Regions from separate parts of the Mus musculus genome. Here region 1 is linked to region 2. A link is a loop called in an ENCODE intact Hi-C map of the cell type or tissue named here. Cell type or tissue: heart. All regions are shown on one strand. Links, peaks and the distances in the headings refer to the core of each region. The heading gives the core; the rest is flanking DNA.

What was found. Hi-C counts contacts between places; a loop is a spot of excess contacts. Peaks named below come from ENCODE experiments on the same cell type or tissue, not always from the same donor. Only the 100,000 strongest peaks of a DNase experiment are listed, where the experiment ranks them.
Region 1: a loop joins it to region 2, with 2.6 times the contacts of the local background. A loop is called at or near these places in 4 of 42 quality-filtered maps.

The regions. Positions count from the first base shown.
Region 1 is chr15:7,147,973-7,157,285 of GRCm38, reverse strand. Lifr (LIF receptor alpha) reads right to left here. Exons shown (of 20, transcript NM_001358593.1): 2 at 2,739-2,899; 3 at 19-130. The coding sequence starts at 2,877. Among named protein-coding and RNA genes, the nearest start is that of Lifr, 23 kb to the right of the region's middle. In heart, for the core only: no CTCF peak of the experiment used is centred there; DNase peaks (open chromatin) are centred at 2,385, 3,085, 4,955 and 6,485.
Region 2 is chr15:7,199,092-7,209,872 of GRCm38, reverse strand. Egflam (EGF-like, fibronectin type III and laminin G domains) reads left to right here. Exons shown (of 22, transcript NM_178748.6): 21 at 1,268-1,371; 22 at 2,071-3,753. The coding sequence ends at 2,225. Among named protein-coding and RNA genes, the nearest start is that of Lifr, 75 kb to the right of the region's middle. In heart, for the core only: no CTCF peak of the experiment used is centred there; DNase peaks (open chromatin) are centred at 3,512, 4,112, 5,752 and 8,182; H3K27ac peaks cover 4,761 bases.

The DNA.
Region 1 (9,313 bases), core at 1-8,000, 51 kb after region 2:
CACCCCGGATGTCCTTACCTGTCTTTAATGCAAATATCTTTAACAGTTCCAGGGCTGACCCCGAGGGGAGCTGGCCACGTGCAGTCCCACACTCGCATGTTGTTGGTTGTGCATTTCAAGTCTTGTACCCCTAAAGAAGGAAAAGCAACATGTACATACATGACACAGAGCATGCGTGTGGCTCTCTGGGGTCTCAGTGGAGAGACAAGTCCTGGGCCTCCAGAAGGCCACTCTCTAGGAAGAAAGGTCTCAGTCATCAGATACTACTTCACCGGTGCTTTGCCTACTTTTTGAGGGTTTTTAAAAAAATATTTTTCTAAGTATCTTAAGATTATAATACAGCCATATCACTTTCTCTTTCTGCCCTTTAAATTCCCATGTATACTCCCTTGCTCTCTTTCAAATTCATAGCCTTTCTCTCTTCAATTGTTGTTAATTGTTAGTACACATACATGTGTGTATATGTCTACATACGTATATGCTTGTGTGTGTGTGTGTGTGCGTGCATATACATGTATACATATGTATTCTTGAATACTTAAACTATAGCCTGTGTAGTCCACATACTGTTACTGTTATGTAGCTTTCAGGCCTGACCATTGCTCCTAGTTACCGACTGGTAAGCTCCTCCCTGGGAATAACTATTTCTCCCACTCTCTCCTATCTTGGCAGTAACCAGCGGCTTTCTTGTCTTCAGACCCACTCAACAAGAGTGAGAGAAGTCATGTCTGCCACTGGGAATCTAACCAACTCCCTGGGGCTACCGAAGTCATGGATACCATAGGGGAATCTACAACTACCACTTCACTAAGCCACTACAACCCCTAACTGCACTCTAAATATTTGTCCTTATGCCCACGGGTAAGTGTTGTTCCTCATCCCTCATCAAGGAACCTTCTCTTTGTGGCAGTGACCACTGCATAAAATTGCAATAGATCCAAGTGAAGAACTCTGAAGACCAGAGACCAGAGCCATTATATATGTCTATAATGTAATTCCTGTCTACACACAACCTAGGCTCAGGGGATCACTGGGAAAAGAAAGTGGGAAGACTGTAAAAGCCAGAGGAACAGGGAATGTGCTGTGGGATGGTGTCTCTTGGAAATGTCGGAGGCCATAGCCAGGAGGTCTGCCTATGCAATACCTGAACAAGGAAGATACCAATAGATATGTTAGCATGGGGGAACACTCAATAGGCCTCACACCTAGACAAAGAACTGCAATCAATTAAGAAAGGGGGGGGGGTGAGAATATGTTGTTGTTTTTTTAATTAAAAAGCCAACTATAATGGGGTAGTGGAATAATACCCACGACTTTACACTACAAGCAAACACCTCTAAGGAAAAGATTATTCCAGAAAGCCTCAAGGTCTACCGCACACCTACAAACCCACCTAGCTCGGCTGCTGCACTCCTTACACCAGACCGCAGCTCCACGGGAACCTACAATCAATCTCTTCATTACTGCAAAGCCCATTACCTTCAAACGCAATGAACTCACACTGACCTACAGAAAATAGTCTTGTATGTACGGCTTTAACAATGGGGGAAGAAGCAACTCAGATCAACTCAGAGTGCTGTGACGTCACATTATGGAAGGCACGTGTGTAAGAACAGCACAATGAAAAGTCAGGCATGGTAGCACATGCCTTTAATCCCAGCACGCGGGAGGCAGAGGCAGGCGGATTTCTGAGTTTGAGGCCAGCCTGGTCTACAAAGCGAGTTCCAGGACAGCCAGGGCTATACAGAGAAACCCTGACTCGGGGAGAAAAAAAAAACAGTCACCCTGGAATACGGAAGAGAAAGGAAGAGAACATAGAGGATGGGAAAGGGTAGGGAAAAGGAGAGGGGGGGGGGAAGAGAGGGAGAGGGACAGTCAGAAAGAGGAACAAGAGAAAGGGAAGAAGAGCAAAAGGGGGAAGGAGGAAACTAGAAATCATCTTATGCTCTGTAATGTCTATGAAAAAGCTAACCCTAACCCCGACCCCAAATAGGAAAAGCTTATAATTATTCATGCTTCACACATGAATTACAGACATGATATTCACAGTCGCCATAAAATATAAGTTCATATAAGACAAAAAAGCAGAAACGCCTTAGAAATGCTCGCATGAGAAACTAGCAGTTAATCACAATCAAGTTATTTACTCAATAATCTTGGGGGGGGGAGCAGTCTGCTTAATTGTGTAAATAACGTGAAGACAAGGCCAATGGGCAGAGGGAAGACATCCCTCGCAGAAATAAGCCAGGCCGTATCTGCAGAAACATTCTTCAAGTTTCAAAATAAGACACAGGAGACACAGGAAAGAATTTTCGATTCCATTTAGAAAGTATTCTTAAAACACATTTGAGACAGACCACAGCATGGCTGGCTGGGCGGGGCGGGGCGGAAAGAGCTGGCGACAGGGACACAGTGGGCATTTTCTGTGTTCTGGAACAGAGCCAGATCTTGATAGTGCCTGTGGTTAGCAAATGTGCATTGTCAAAACTCAGAGAACTGTATCCTTAAGGAATGGACAGCATTGTATGAGAATTATGCTTTATTATTTGTATAGAGTAAAGGAATATTTTGATTGCCCTTTAATAAAGGGGCTTTTAAAAAGAAACTAGAAATACACAGGAGAAAAAGAATGCAGAGAACTGGACTTTAAGCAGTACCCTGAAGAGGTCAGCAGAGAAACAGGACTACTCTACGGTCGCATGCCAACCAGCTTGCCGTTTGCTTTGAGGCTCACTTACCTCTCTTCAGACCGTTTGCATGCATCGTCAGATGCAGGAGGGTCAGAGCTGACAGGAGCCATGGCAGGTTTGGAGTCATCCTCGATCTTTTATTGTCTACCATCCACGATGGCTGTCTCCACCATGAGTAAGCTGCCATTGTCCTTGCTGTTCAGTCAGCCCTAGGTGAGAGAGGATGAACACAGATGCTGTTCAGATGGCCCAGAAGACACAGTTCACCCGAGGTGCGCAACACCAGAGGCAGTTGTGGCAGGACACACACAGAGACATGCTGCACACTGCTGAGTGGAGAAGCCAAACTCTGCTCCTCTGGCTCTCAAACATCCAAAGCTGCGCAGAGATGCTGCTTTTGGGTGGCTGCCACGGTCAACAGTCCAACATCGGGCTTCCCATTTGAGACGATAGCTGAACACGTGTGCATCCACTCTACCCCAATCTGCTAATAGAGGAAAAGCCACTCAATGTACTGGTGGATGTTAACATAGATTGAGACTGAAGCCTAGATCTCTCGCTTAGTGTGTGGTCCCAAGTATACTCCACGGGACCCCAGACAATCTGTAGCGAAGTGATTCCACTCCACACTGCAAAGAGAGGCCTCTTTCTACAGAGCCTAAAACCTTGTCCAGGGAGAACCAAGGAGCTCACACAGACACAGGTGGTTCCGCTACTGAACTCAAAGCCCCTGGAATAACTACATTCCTTCCCACAGCCCCACAGCCACTCTCATAGCTAACAAAGCTTTCCGGTGCACTGACATCTTGTCAGACCTTACAGTGCCTACCTTTACACTGCACAGAGAACCAAGGACCACAAAACATATGAAGGTTGTCTAAATTGTGAGGGAGACTCGGCATGAACAAGAAAATGAAAATTACTCCCAGAACAAGACCAACATGGAAAATAGCAAGTTCTTAAGATTACATTGCTTTAGAGCTGAACAGTATTCCATCATACACACACACCCCAAATTTTCCTTATTAATTCAACTGTTGATGGACAACTAGGTTGATTATCATTTTTTTGCTACAGTGAATAAAGCAGCAACGTGATGATGCAAATATTTCTACAGTAGGGTACAGAGAACTACACAGATGTTCACTGAGATGTATAAAGCTTAGGGCTGCTTAGTTTCAGTGTGTGATGTCGTTTGTGTGCATGGATTTTTTTATTAGAAAGTTAATAGAAGAGAAAAGCCCAAAACTTCACAAAGTTTCCTATAAGCAAAGGGGACAGCCATAAGAACAAGACAGACGTGCCATGAATGGAGTAACTGGAAACAAAAAGAGCTCTACAAAGGGAAGTCTACTGGGTGATGTTACAGTTTAAAAGATTTAGTGCGTGTGTGTGTGTGTGTGTGTGTGTGCACGTGCACATATGTGTTCATGTGTGTGCACAAGTGCAAGCATATATGTGCATGGGTGTGTGTTCCCCTATCTTCACATGCATACAGCTACCTGAGGATGCCAGGAGAGGTAGTCAGAACTCCAGGAGTTACAGGTGCACGCAGTCTTAAGCTGCATCACAGTGGGTGCTGGGATGGGAACCCAGATTCTCTACAAGACCGGAAGATGCTCTTAACCACTGAGAGATCCCCCCACCTCCCTTTAAAAATAGGAAATACTGACTAACCATGAAACAAAAATAGGAAGTGGATGAGAGATGGAGACTTGATAAAAAGAGATCCAACATCTCAGTAGCTAAAGCCCAGGGGAATACACTTGTCACTGGCAGAACAAGGAACACTCTCTTCTTGACTGTTGTTAAATACCATGAAAAGCACAAAAATGAACCTCAGGTACCTTATGCCATTATAGCCCACAAGCATGCACTTCTAGAGCGTTCCGTTATGTTCTAGATGAGTGAACAAGTTCTGGACAACTCCAATGTCACCGAGTCCACTTATTAGCGTGGAAATGTATTCCTGGAATGTCCTCGGTGCCTGCTGCTGAGGTTACAGTATTACCCAGCTGTGCAGAATGGCTCGAATAATCACAAACTATACCTACCCACCAACTGGCTAAACATATGTTGAAAGAATGCCTCACTAGCAGCTTAAGGTTATTTTAGAAGGGAAACTCGGGTTCCATTGCAATGCCAGGAAGCAAGGATGAGAGGGACTGGGAGGAGGTGGCCAAGGAAGGGCTCAGGACCAGGTGCTGCCAGACAGGGACTCTAATCTTGGCTCCATTACTAATTAGCAGTGTGACTGAAGGCAAATCACTTAATCCCTCTGGCTTCAGCCTCCACCAGTGTAGCCCAGAGGCAAGTTCTGTTTACTGGCCCCAGCAGACTCTGAATGCGAGGCCCTATTGCAGACAGCAGGAACAGGCAGTGCAGAACGTTGGGTGGCTGGCTGGCTGTTGCAGCCCTAGCACAGGTAGAGAGCACAGTGCATTAGGGTTAGGGGATCCAGCAGAGAGAAGCCAACGTGGTGTCAGAAAGCCCTGCTCAACTTAAGATGGGCAGGCTAATGCGGAAGGCGGTGCTTTGTCTTAATGCTTACATAGACCACCAGGATCAGGTCATTTGGGGAAGCGTCACTTAATAGCACACTCAACTTCTCTCCCAGCCTGGACTTTCAATGAGCTCATTCCAGGGTCAGAACAACAACATGGCTAGAGCCTTCCAATGCACTTCGCGGATAAAAATGATGTTAAGAAACATCTCTCTTCCCACTTCTGGCAGAGCCCACCACTATTAGGACTTATTCTGTGACCCATGTTCTGACATCCCACCATTCCTCAGCCCCGATGCTATCTCTTGAAGCAGCCACAGAGCTACTACAAATATCTGGTGGCCAAAGCAAATAGCATATGGCAGGTGGGGCCCATAGTCCCCAGCAAGTTAAAGGAGGTGGCCAGAGGGTATGTTTTGCTAAAGTCATCAGATTCTTCAAGATTCCACAGGAATCAGGGATTTCTTATGGAATTCTTAGACTTTTTTTTTTTTTAGGTATTCCAGACTCCAAGCAAACAGCACCTTCAGACTCCATACCTTGCAAGATTATTTCCTATGTTTAATTATCTTAAAAGATTTTAAAATGTTCTTAAGCCCTCCTGTTGAAGACGAGTTATTATATAGAATAGACTTATCCAACTGTTACATGGAAAGAAGAAAGTCCGGCGTTGTCCTCAATGAACAGTCTGACACGGTCAGGTATCTTGAAGCCCAGGGCAGGGCTGGATGGAGCCTGCCCCACGTGGCAGGGCACTCATCTGTCCACAATGTGCCTGGAAGTCTTGAGCTCCTTCCGGGGAAATGGTACATCTGCGCGTACAATCTGCCTTGATTTGTACTCAGCACCGCAGAGTCTGGGTCCAGGTCCATGAGGTTCTGGACTCTCTGCTGAGGCTAACCCAAAAAAGTAAGCTGAGAAAAGTCAAGCTTAAGCCAGAAGCTATGGTCCTGATAGACTGTGTTTAGTCCATTTCTGGTTTTCCTATTTGTTTTTGGGAGAGGGTTGGGGAGAGAGGAAGCTGGATAGAGGAGGACCTAATGGGATCGGAGTGTTCCCGTACCTCGCTGGCATCAGGTGAGCCTTGGGCATACAGGCCCTTAACCCTGGTGCTATTGGAAGCATCTGAACACCTGCTCTGCCCCAGCCAGGGAGCCTGCTGCCCAGAGCATCTCCCAGCTCCACCTCAGTGAGATAGCCCATCGTTGTGATTCACAGGAGAACCCACTGGAAAGCAGAGAAGCACAAGCCGGTCATAGAGGTCACAAGGCACCGAAGCAATGGGAGGTTACCAGCTGTCCAGAGGCACGACTCTGGGGAACTCGCCAAGTGCATCTGTACACATACCCCAGCCTGCACCGCAGGGACTCACAGTACCATCCCCACAGCTGGGGTGATGCTGCGCAGGACACCTGAGCAGGTCCTCACTAATATTCTTTAGTGGGCAATGCACACCCAGCTTCTTAACACCGGAAACTTAGAAGGAATGCTTTTCGAAATATTAAGTAATTGTTTTCAGACTTGATGAAGACACTGAACGATCGACTGAGAAGACAAAGGGCATTCAGTTATCAAGACCTGTGAGACTGCAAAAGGTACATCCCTTGTTGTTCGTTCTTTGGAAGATTGTGAAGAACAAGGCTTATGAAAATGAAGCAGGGAGAATGGAAGGCAAGAGATGGAGGACGTGGGGGGGGGGAGAAGGGGAGGAGGGGGAGGAGAGGGGACTCTAAACTGCACCCCATGTCCAGCAGGGATCTCCTTCCAGGCTGCATAAGAAGGGGAACTCTAAGCCATTGTGCCATCTCTCCACTGCCGTCTGCCTGTTCCTTTCTAGGCAGATTCCTCTGCGTCCACTTCTGTAACCTCCTCAGACCTTTGTACCAAAAATCTGGCAGGAGGAATGATGTGCTCATTGTCACGGTGGAGTCTTTACAGAAAGGGACGTAGTGATGCTTGCATGCACAGTCGCATCTCTCCCAGAGCGGTGTAGTGTCTGGCCCATTAAGCATCATGACAGGCCCACTCACTGCTCTCATCATTAGGCCGGATCATATCCCAAGTGTTGCCCGCACATGGAACGGAAGTTTGAGAGGTGGTTCCTGCGCATGCGCGGAGGCCAGGCACCAAAGCAAACTGCCAGGGTTATCGCGGGGGGCTTGCAGACTCTCTGGAAAAGCGGTAATGTACTCAATGCTTCCGAAAGCCTTGGCCCAATACTACTCGGCTTCCATATTCGGTCGTGTCAGATGTCCTTCAGTGACAGTGTCACTTTGGTGACTGACGGAATAAACCACAAGGATCATCCCCAAAGATCTGCATGCCCATGGAAAAGAGGGTGGTGTGAGATCTGTTTCCAAAGTCTGAGAAACCGTGTGGTGCCCAGTAGGTTCACATGCCACCTCAGTCATCGTGGCCTTGGGGGAATGAAATAGGGTCATTATTTTTCCTTCTGAGGTAACACGTGTGGACTTCTCCAATCAGTTTTGACCATCTAGGTCATAAATAGCTATTAACTTGGTTTGACTTGGCAATTTCAGATGGTTAAGTTCGTCTTTTGACTAGGACACTGTGAAAACATGAGTAAAATACTCTGGGCATGAGAGTGCTTAAGGAGTCCACTGCATCAGACTTTAATCAGCACTCTGCAGACGTCCTGGGACAATGTAACCTTTGTTATTTTAAAGGCACCCACCACTGTGAATGGATACTGTAGGATATTCAGTCTCCCAGAGAACATGTTAATACAATTTAAATAGATTATTTTTGTTTCTTTTTTGTCTCAATTTATCACAATTTCCAAGGAACTGTTTTCAGTGCATACGTCATCAAGATTTTTGGTTTTTCAAGATCTTTCATGTCAGGTTGGCTAATTTTCATTCTGTTGAGGCCTTTTTTGTTAATTCAAAAGCCTATCCATTATACACTCCAGAATATCAAAATAAGAATGTTCTCAAAAACACTTTAAAGATTGCCAGTGGTCTCTACCTACAGCTGGTTTCCTGTGGTGAACAAGGCGCTTCTGGATGGTTGACTATGGGCCTCCTCCAGACCACAATAGCTCCCTAAACAGGACACACTCCAATTGGTCTCAGTGCCTCCCCCAAACCTAGTTCCTATGGGCTGTTCCTTGCAGTGTCTCCCATTCAGTGCCTCCAATACTTCCCACCTGTCAGGGCTGGAAGTGCCACACTCCCCACCCTCAAACTTCAGCCAGGCTGTTTGAGTGACTGGCATGCAAGTATCTCAATGAATATTACTGTATCTGTTATGAAATAATGTGGCGAGGGGGATACCTTTGGTGGGCCCATGCCAGGTGTACCCCTCTGAGAAATGTACCCTATGCAACAGATCTGGTGTAAAAGGGGTTTATTGGGAGAAGGGAGAGAAGTGAGGACCTGGGGAAGGAACAGAGGCACGCAGATTGGGAGCAGGAAGACAGGCAGACAAGGAGCAGAGCCATGAGAACTGGCAGAGGGGGCAGAGGAGGAGAGAGAGGGGCCAAGCGTGGAGAAGAACAGAGAGAGCGAGCTGAGATGGTGGGAGGTCTGCAGTACACCTGGCAGCAGGCACTGACATAAGCAACTGCTAGGTCCCTGGGAGTAGGACAGTGGAACTAACTATATACACCAACACTAGCACTACCAAACAAATGAACTTGCACTGATTACAAGAGCAAAACATTCTATGATTAAATTACCTGGCTAGGGAGATGGCTCAGTAGGTAAAGTATGTGTCATGCAAGTACGAGGCCCTGAGTTCAATTCCTGCCACCCATGCCAACCAGCTGGGCATGGTGAGGCCTTCTTACATTCTCAGTGCCAGACAGGCAGATACACTAGGACTCCTGGACATCTGAGAGCATCGGGTCTAACTGAGAGACAGGCATTGCTTCAAAATGCAAGGCAGACAGCCCCTGAAGAACAGAGCCAGAGGTTGACCTCTGACCTCCGCATGCATACTCATGTGTGCACACCTGTGTACATTAACACAGACATAAGATTAAGAAAAATAAGGAAATAAGTAACCCAAACATTCCTATGTTATTAACACGGAAAAAGCTTACATTCAAAACAACCATGAACATCCCCACTCCTCAGAACGGGTCATATCCTCCTCA
Region 2 (10,781 bases), core at 1,441-9,440:
GAAGAGACATAGCCCCTCCTAGAGACGCTATCAATCGCATGTCTAGTGTGTCTTGGGTGACAGCAAGGGCTGAAGAGGAGATGCAGCCAGGAGCTGGATGGGTTGGAGTATCGACTCATACTCCGTGAGGTGTGAGCAGGCAGGCCTAGTAGGAACTGGGTGGATCAAGGCTACAGCTATCACATATGACAAGAAGGACTGGGTTGATCTTAATTCTCTATGGATGGCACCAGATCAGAGATAGTAAAATAAACAAGAGAGGGAATCTCTAAAAGGAGGTGGGTTCTGCTTTGTACACCGTCTTGCTTTGAATGATTCTGGTCTTGCAAGCATGACTCCTAATAGAGCAGAGGAAATAACTCATCTATCCAGAAACTTGTCCCAGATAATTTAGACACTGTGCTTTTTAACATTTCATATTCACAGAAATTTAAGATCTGCAATTTTTTCTCATTTTTGTGCATAAAAACAATCATATGATAATATGTAGATAACCACAGCAACATGCCCCGCCGGTCAACCTCAATAGAGTAAGGTGTGTGTCAGGCACTGTGCTTTGCATGTATAACAGATGGTCTGCACAATAGCCTTGGAAGTTGACCTTAGTTATTACCATTTTCTGTATGGATGTTAGGCTTTACAGATTCATTTGCTCATCCTTCTGTTATGTCGAACCATACACTATTTAAGATGCCCAAGACACGCCATTGAGGAAAACCAACTCCTTTCCTTGGTGGTCTTGCATTCCTCTAAGATGCAACAATGAATAATAAAGACAATGAAGTATATTATATCTTCATATCAGAAATATAAAAAATGAAAATATGCTCATAGTTGATGAGATGAAGTAAGTGGGAATTGTTTAGAATAATGGGGAGAGGGTGGCGTGCAAACAAGACAAATTGTGAAGGCCACTGCCCATCATAGCATCCAGGTACAAGGGTGTAAAAATTATTTCTAAACTATAGAGGACATAGCAGGAAGAAATTCTTGAAAACTCGGTGAATGAAAAGATGGTATCAGGGAACGAGCTCAGGTTGGTCCCACTTCTGAGGGAACTATAAAAGCTGGCATTTTGTGGGTTTTGGTTTTTTGGTTTTTTTAGGTTTTTTTGTTTTTGGGTTTGTTTTATTTATTTATTTATTTTTTTGACAACCTCATTACTAGGCACATACTGGGTACTTTCATCCCTCTAAACCAAAATGATTGCATAAACTCCAACGATAATAGTTTCTCTTGTCGGGTTTCGGTTTCCTTTGCTTTGCAGGGATGGCCAGTCCGGGAAGATTACAGTGGATGACTACGGAGCCAGAACAGGCAAGTCACCGGGCTTGATGCGGCAGCTTAACATCAACGGTGCTCTGTACGTGGGTAAGTGACCTTGACCGAAGCTTAATCTGTCAGGCCTTTCCTCCTTTCCCTCATTAGAGCTTTATTTGTTGTCCCGGGGCTGTCTACTCCACAGGGTCAGTCATATACCTGGGAATCAGGAAGCCGTCCAAATCGTCCATTCTTCCATGTTCTGAACTTCTGACTCATGGCTGAGGTGGCAGGAAGGGACTCACTCACATTGCTTTTGTGCTCTGGAGTGATCCATCAGGAAAAAAAACCCCACACTTTTGTGTGTGTGTGTGTTTATAGACTAGGAACTTTCTAAATATAACCACATGAATTCTCTCTGAGGAAGGAGGATCCAGCTGTGTGTGTCCTCTCTCAGAATAGAATGAATAGGATTCCTATAAATGGCTAATAATCTACTACACAGACAAAACAAAAAGGGCATGAATTGGCACCTTTTGTGTTTTCTTATTGTTGACATCACGCAACATTTAAAAATCTGTTGGAGAACTATTTGGTTTTAAGGTTGTCGGCTGAGCCAGAAATCACACCTGAGATCAGCCTTTGTAGCCTGCGGAGGTAGAGTCAAACTGATCAAAATCCATCAACTGTGTGTGATGTACTCGACCCCCTGTCTCTAGCCAGGGGACACTCAAGCAGACCATAAAGGATCTCCAACAGGTGACTCCTCTTCTTGGTTCATTCTCTCTCCCCCTCTTTGCCTCCTTGCAGGTGGAATGAAGGAAATCGCTCTGCACACGAACAGACAATACCTGCGAGGCCTTGTGGGCTGCATCTCCCATTTCACACTGTCCACCGATTACCACATTTCCCTCGTGGAAGACGCCGTGGATGGGAAGAACATCAACACTTGTGGGGCTAAGTAACACCAGCTGACCTTGCCCAAGGGACATAGCCTCTATCCTGCAATCACAGAGGCCCGGAGACCCTGCCTGATGCTGCACTCAGAGGTCTTGAAATCAGGTGTGTTTACTTTCTCTGAGGAGGACAAAGTACACCCTGGTGAGAGCCAAGACTGAAGGCCCTGGGTGGCCTTCTCTGCTAACGCCCTGTGAACCGAACCCAATGGACTACTGTGGTTAGGAAGCATTGGACTTTGTTGTTCAACGTATAGAGTCTGAGAGAGATGATACGTCAGTGCAAGCTCTGGGAACTCTCTGCTGTAGCTCAATGGCTCTGTTGTGTTAACAAGAGTGAGAGCCAGACTGGATGAGAAAGAGTGAAAGAGCAAGAGAGAGAGAGAGACAAGACAGAGAGACAGAGAGACAGAGAGACCACCCCTCCAAATAGTATTAAAATATTTCTGCTCTTCCCTGACTTATGACACTAGCAGGAAGACTGGGCAACCCTGAACTTCATACTTCCAATCTCGGTCTATGGATTGTGTAGATTAACCCCTTCCATGCCCTGCTGGCTGACTCAATGTGCTCTGACTAGTCCATGGAAATAAATGTTGGGGGTAAATTAAACATAGAATAATAATCAGACTGTGGCATCCTTCCCCCAAGCTTTCCTCTAATGCAAATATTCTCTCTTTTTTTAATGATGCAGATCGAAGAAAGCGGGCCCCCTGATTTTGTAGCTGTACTTTTTGTATGTGACTATTTTTTATAGCTGCAGTCTGTCCACACCCATGGTGTGCTTTTTGAAAGTTAGTGGTTGATCCTAATTACGAAACACCTTCCTAATAGCTTTCTCACAATGGAGATGTGATCAGGCCATTTGTAGTGTCAGGGGAGCGGTAGCAAGTGACTAGGGTGGGCCATTGGGAGAAGGGACCATTCTCTTTTAGTATATGCTGACGGTTCAAGTGGATGAATATGATGCTGTCCAAAAGTGGAGAGATTAAAAGGAATGTATCACCGAGGTGGGTCATTACCGTTGTTATTTTAAGAGAGGGAAAGTGTGTAATAAATATGAATAAGGGAAAGAGGAAGAACTCATTCAGTCATTTGTGAAGGTGTGACTGATCCTGCAGAGGCCACATCTGCAAAGGGACAACAAGGTTACTAGAGAGTCGGATGTTGTGTGGGACCTAGGGCCATGTCCTCAGCAGGGTCTGAGGATCTGGGTCCGACAGAGAAGGGTGCTTTCTTCTTCTGTACCATGGTTCAGCTGTGCCCTGTGCTATGCATACACATGACTGCAGACAGCTGGCTCCCTGGCTGGTCCCCACAAGGACTTACTAAGGGAAAGGTGAGATGAATGTTGCCCCTCTAAGTGGAAGGAAATACGATCCAGCTCCTGGAAGAGCCTATAATTAGTCTCAGGCACGACTCTATTCTTGTTTGTGCAGCATCCATTCAGCAGAGACTTGAGCTTTGTGCAGAGCACAGTTTTTAGGCATATTAAGACGTCTAAGAGATGGCTAAATAAACCAGAGAGGTTTGCCCCACACTCCAGCCTTCTGCCTCTTACGTTTAGGAGCCTGTTTGGCAAGGAATCTTAGTAATCATAACAGACCCAGTGGTCGCCCTGTCCTGCCCATGCCACCCGGCAGTCTGAAAAAGAGGCATGGGGTAGAGTGTGAGCCCCACTACCTCCCAGTCACCCCTCACCCCAACACCTTCTCCTGGAGGCTCCCAGGGCCAGTACTTCCTATGATAAAATAAGAGTTGTTTTTGTAGCACATTTTGAACAGATCGCCTCTGGAAAAAAGATAATCATTGTGATTTTAGCAAAATATCCAGCTGAATGGAGGCCAGAGAATTGTCCTGCAGACCAGTTGTTGATCTACGCAAGTGTTATCCCGGGGAAGCGCAGTGACCCAGGGACGAGGGCCTGGGAGTGCGTGTTGATTCTGAAGCCGTGTCTGGGTGGGAAGGAAGCACATGGGGTTAAGGGGAGGTGGGGACAGTGGCACGGTCATGGAATGCAGGTGGGAAGGGGTGCGACAGGTGCAAAAGGGGTGAAGTAGAAGGACCCAGAGGGCAAGAAGCTTCAGAGTCTGAGTGGGAAGTAAGAGAGGATCACGACTCTGCCTCCTTTCTGTGGACAGAGCCCAGGCGCTGTGGAATGAGTTTATAGCAGATGTAATTACGAGGCTTAAGTCTTTAACCTCTAGCTGAGGGATTAGACCTCACTCTGTGCAAATGGGCAGGAGATCTGGGAAGAGCTCAGCCTGGACTTTGTAATGGGCTGCTTTCATCTCTAAGTGTAGCCATTATCTCTTGCCACAATAAGGACGGCCTAACTAACACCCACACCTCACCCGTGCCGGCGGTCGCTCCTGTGCCTTGAGTAGCCATCTTAGAGGCTCTACCGGCGTTGGTGGTCTTGACACGGTAGTTCTCCCGGTCTTTGCTGGAGGTTCCCATATGCAGAGTGACTGAGATGGGAAGGTAGCTTGGCTCTGCTCCATGTACCCCTCATCCTGCTGAGCCCAACTGGCTAGTTCTGGCACGCCTGTCTCATGACAGAGGAGGAGAGCTGGAGCACTAGAGAACAGTGCCAGGCTCCTGCACTAGTCCTCGGTTCAGCACTGCGTTGATGCCCTATTTCCCCTGCATCCCTGCGACATCTACAGAATTGAGGAACAAAGAAAAAGATTCTCTTCAATAGCAAAGAGGGGACTCTCGATAATGAGAGGACCTACTAAGGGAGTTACCATGGATACAAGAAAGGGTGAAAAAAAATCAGGACCATTAATGAGTCAGTCAGTCCACCCTAACAGATCATGTTATTGAAAGACGTGCCATAGAGGTAAGGTGCCCCCTGCCCCCATGACCACTGTCTTCTGCAGAAATATTGGGGCGGATGAGAATCGATCTACATGAGGCTATGAGAGACAGGCCAGGCTCAATGCAAGTAGTACTGGCCTGATCTATGGTAGCTGTGCTTTTCTGAGAAGGAACTAGAAGGGAACAGGACCTAAGGCCTGGTTTCGTGTGTCTGCTGTGGTGAGAGACAGGTTGAGAAGTCTGTCTGGGTTTCGGGCTGGGAAGAAGGTTCAGGGAGTGGTCAGGGAACTGGGGGTCCCTGTAATCTCATCTGAGGAGAAAGGGTTCTGTGAGCATCATCAGTTCCTGAAAAGCCCCCTTATCTGAATCTGAGAAAACTCCCGGGAGACTTCCACATGCTCTCCGAGGGGATGATGGGAACAGAGAGCTTTTTCTATTAAAGTCAACTTTAATAACCTTGAGTTCTCTAGGCCCACCTAGATCTCCCTGAGACAAGTCGATGGGGTTGTCTTTGTCCCTGCACTGCTCCCAGAGCCCTCTGTCAAGCTTGTTGGTCACAGCTCTGACCCGCTCCCTGTTCTCTGTTTTCTTGCCTGCCTTTCACTTCCTGGTCAGCACCATTTAGGCCTTGAGCTGCTCCAACACAAACAGGCCGCCTGGTTTCCACACACCAACTGCCCCCAGGTCCACAGCAATGGTCCTTTCCTTCCGATTCCCCTCCTCTGCTTTCCGACAGCTCTTCCCCTCCTCCCTTCCCCACCTCTCCAAGTGGGAGGAAGGATCTCGGACATATGCCCGGAGCTGGCGGGCTGAGTGCTTTCCACTTGGAGGAAATGCTGCATTTTTCACCTTTAACCCAGAAAAATATGGTTCTCAGAGATTTTGTTTTTAGCACTGAGAGTTCCCAAAGGAAGAAAAAGTGAGGAGCGGGGAGGAGGAGGGAAGGGGCATGGGGAGGGGAGGGGGAGGGGGCATCACAGCATCCTGACCACCAGCCCTTACCCCATTGGCTTCTCATCCTTGGGAGAGAATTGCCCAAGGGCAGCCTGTAGAGCCCCAGCAGCTGCTGCATACAGTGAGAGAATCACACTTGCAAGTGGAAAGAGGATACGTGGACTCACTCAGGGATCTGGACAAAGCATTATTAGCTGCTTTCCCATTCCTTCCTTAGCCTCTCAGCCTCCTCCAGCTTCTGCTGGGCCCAGGAATCAATAGTAGCTGCTCATGTGCTAGAAGTCAGTGAAGGCCTGGCCCCCCATGCCAGGACACTGGAGGAACAGAGGGAGGTTCGACAGCTCTCTGAGACTTTCACCCTGAGGGGTCCCAGAGGAACGACACACCAGCAAGAATCAAAACCTCAGTGCCAAGGGAGGATGTGCGTGCCTGTAGCCCAGTCCCACAGTGGGGTCTCAACCCTGAGGTTCTGTCTTTCAAATGTATTGTAATTGTGCATGCAAATAAAACAGATTAAACCAGGAAGAGCCTGACAGGCGAGGCCATGAAAGGCCACATTTGGAGGCTCCCAAGATGGCAGGCATTGGCGTTGGTTGGTACCAGGCTGTCCCCCGGAAGTTCTATATTACAAGTGACTACATGGAGGCCAGCATATGGCTACCCCAGTTTGAAAGTGCAGACTAGCTTCTGGGCTAAGTTGTCGGAGCGATCAATGTCCAAAGAATGCTTATGTATTTGATCTTAACAGTTGTGCCCCTAGGATGGCCAGAATGAGTAAATTTGTTTAGCTCAAGAAGATAGAAGCCATGCCAAAAGATAGGTGATGTCCTGGACAATCTTATGTCAGCTTGAAATGAGGTAGAGTCATTTAGGGAAAGGGAATCTCAACTGAGAAAATTACCACACTAGATTGGCCTGTGGGGGAGGGGAATATATATATATATATATATATATATATATATATATATATACACACACACACACACACACATATAGTTGTTTAAACTATATATGTGTGTGTGTGCGTGTGTGTACATCAAATCATCAAGCAATATACATATATATATACATGTGTGTAAATATATAATATACACACACATATATATGTATATTGATGATTTGATATAGGAAAGTACATCTTGACTGTAGACAGTGTCATTCCTGGACTGGTGGTCCTGGGTGCTGTAAGAAAGCAGGCCGATTAAGCCACGAGGATCCAGTGCACAAGCAGCACTCCTCCAGGGAGTTTCTTTAGTTTCTTCTTCAGTTTCTACATCCAGGTTCCTGGCTTGAATTCTTGCCCCGACTTCCCTGACTGAATAGACTTACAAGCTTTAAGATGGAATAAACCCTTTCTTCCCTGATTTGCTTCTGCTCACAGTGTTGGATCACAGCAACAGAAAAGTAGCTGTGATAGGTGACTTGTCTGAGGTCTCAGAGAGGGCATAACCCTGGCACGGCATTGGGAACAGGATCATAGGTTACACAGGGGCGTGCTGGGGCTTCCTGGCCTTCACTGTACTGAGCAAAGGCCTCAAGAGTCTCCTTGTCAGTGTGCTGTTACAGCTCTGTTGAGAGTGAATTCTTCCAGAGTTCTTCCACTGCAGGTGTAAAGAGATGAAACTGCTAGTTATGTGGGATTCGGGCCCCTCTACAGGCAGTTAGGTCTGGATTCAATTCGTTTCCCTCTTCTCCTTTGCCTTCAAGTCCAGAAATAGCCTCCAAAACTCAGGGGAGTTGTTTAAACTATTTCTGACTAAACGCTGATCCCTGGGCCCCTGACTTGTCTTGGCGAAACTGTGTGCTCCAAAGCAAGTCAGACAGCAGGCAACACCTCTCTGCCTCACCAACTTTAGCTGCTTTCCCTTGTTGAAACATCTTTGTCCTAGAAAGTCTGTGGTCCCTAGGAACTCTCATCCTTTCCTGGAAAGACAGAAAGGAACATCATGTCTTAGCATTTGGAGGAAGTCTCTTCTATTCATCTGTCTGGTTGTTCTGCTTTGTGTAAGATTCTAAGGGTGTTTGGAGGCACAGAAGGTTCCCAACACGTAGTGTGGTCTCCCCCTGTTGTCCCAGCTGTCCATCTCTAAGTGGGGGGCCCAGCCTGGGGCTGCAGCCTCCTTGGACAATATGATACTAAAGGGCTGCAGCTCTGACTTGGCTCTGCACAAGAGGTCTTGGATAGAAACATCTCCGAGAAGGAAGGCCAGGGAGGCTCAAGGAATTTGCCGTTTATACACATTTAATAACAAAAGTTAGGGGCACCAAGCCAGGGGATTAGCTGAGGAAAGCCCTGCTAGGAAGTTGGCTGAAGGAGAGCAGAGTCAGAGAAAATGAGTATCAGAACAGTGGGAGGAGAGGCCTTAGCCTAAGGGGGGTCACAGGGCCCCCTTGTGATGAACTCAGTGCCTGTGGCGGACATTCCATATTTTATCTGAACTCAGTGGGGGCGGGGGAGGTGTCAGAGAAAACTATGGGAAAGAGGTGTAAGATGGGGTACTGCTTAATAGACAATGTGCCCACTGGTTGCCCAGGGCACATTCACACGACCTCAGACATGAAAGAAATCTCTGTGATGGTTGGCTCCAGCCTGCTGATCAGGCTGGTGGGGTAACACCGCTTGCCAAGGATGGAGGACTCACCTGGTAATCTCTCTCTGTCTGGGCTGCAAACCAAGAGGAGTTTGTTTGGAGGCCTCAGGTTTTTGAGGGTTGGGGTTCTGCTAGGGCCTCAGTGAGCCTTGTTGCAGACCTCCCTCCACAGAACCTCATCAAACCATATTCATTTCCGAAACATTTCCTGGGAGCTTTTTCACAGGAAGCTGGTGAGAATATAAAACAGAACTCAAGACACCTGGGCAGTAGTGTTTTGAGACTCAGTATCCTCTCTAAGCTCACTGGTCACTCTATTCTTTCAAGGCGGGGAGACGCCATCTTTTACAGAAGGTCTTATCCTTCCTTGAGTATCTCCCTCATTCAGTTAGGCTCTCGGGGTACCAATGTTTTGTTAACTTTAAGTCCACTTATTGGTAACCTGAACACAAGAATAACGTTTTATTTATCCAGTTTGAGACAAGAACCGTGCAAGCCACAGGGCAAAAAATCCCAGGAGTTTCTTAAAATCCTGCCTGCTGATAACCATTTACTTTTACATACTAAGAATATCCTGTCTATTTGCCCAACTTCCCTAAACAATGAGTCAAAGGCTCATAGGATAGGGAAATTTTATATTCAGAGAGAAAAATCTATTTTAGACCTCCTATTTATAGTTCCTGAAAAAAACATTTTCTTTGAGGGTAAGGATGTATTGCCGATGACTGCATGTCCAGGGAGGAGCACAGTGGCCGGGTTGGTACCCTGGGGACCAAGGAAACTGAGTCATAACGCTGCCCTTTCCAGTTGTCACTCAGCATTAACCCCGGAGAGGCCTGGCCTGCATCTGTCGGCTGTATCTTATGGAAAGTGACAGGTAAGCGTGACTCTGACTTAGGTTCAAATCTTCCTTAGTCAGTTAGTTGTAAAATAACCACATTTTATGGAAATGTGGCTTTGAGAGTTCTTATGTAAGTTAGTGGCTCTTGGTACAAAAATCAAGTATTGTCTCTTAAATTCAAGTATTTTTAACATTCAAAATCGCCCACCAGTTTTTTTTTTGTTTTGTTTTGTTTTTTAAGGTGGGTAACAGAAAAAAATCCATTATATATGGTTAGACAATCCATCTATCATCTATCTGCTGGTATTTTATGCATCCAGCCTTAGAAACACTGCTGATAAGATTTTCGAGATGTATTCAAGAAGTGAATCAAGCTCGCAAATTGTTTCAAAGTAACATGTTAGAGAGAGCCAATATTGCCCAAGATTACATACATTTCTTTTATCACTTTCTAATTTTCCTTTAGTATTGATTTGTCTAATAAAGATTAGCCCACTAATAAAAGCACTACCACGGGGCACTTTTAGTCCAAAGACAGAGGTATAATGAGGGTTCTTCATCAGCTCTGAGGGGGATCACCCCACGCAAGATACCCAAGGCTGCACTTTGCCCGTTCTGTCCTCAAAGAAGTTCAAAGACTTCCAGAGCCTCAGAAATGGGATGGATGCTACACCAAGTGGGTACTTGGCAATAACAGCCCTCCCCCCAGGCACCTCTGATTTTCAAACAAAGCCCCTAGAAGTCCTCAGTGCCACGGGGACATGCAAGGCCTGGATGAAGTAAGCTTCGGAGTGAAGACTTAAGGACGCTGACAGGACCTTCTCAGTCCCAAGGATGCTCACCTGAGGCCTGGGGTAGAAGTTACCTGAGCCAAGTGTGGCTCTGGCTGAGCTCTAGCGAATCAGACCTCAGGGTCTCTTTCTAAAGCCTTTGCTGTGTACTGTCACCTTCTGATAAGCTGAGGGATGCACATGAATGTGTGTCTAAACTCTTATACAAGCAGTTATACCTTTATATCGCTGGCCAGGAAGAGGGCCATGTTGAAAGCAGACATCTATCCTGCAGGGACTGTTACATGCTTGGACTATAACAAGCCTTAGCATTCTTGTGATACACACCAGGGGCCCAGGCTTTATGATGAGGAATAGGTTGAGAGAGAGGTTAAACATCTTCCAGTGTGGTCCAGGTGATTGACCAGTGGTGATCTCAGGAGCCCACATGGGACTGTACAGCCTCACATATGACAGTGTCCCTCAGAGCCATCTTGAAAATGGTGGAACCAGTCCCAGCCAGTAGTGCCTGTGGTCCTGGAATAATGAGACTCTTGGTTCGCTTCTGACAGGGTATGCAGGCTGG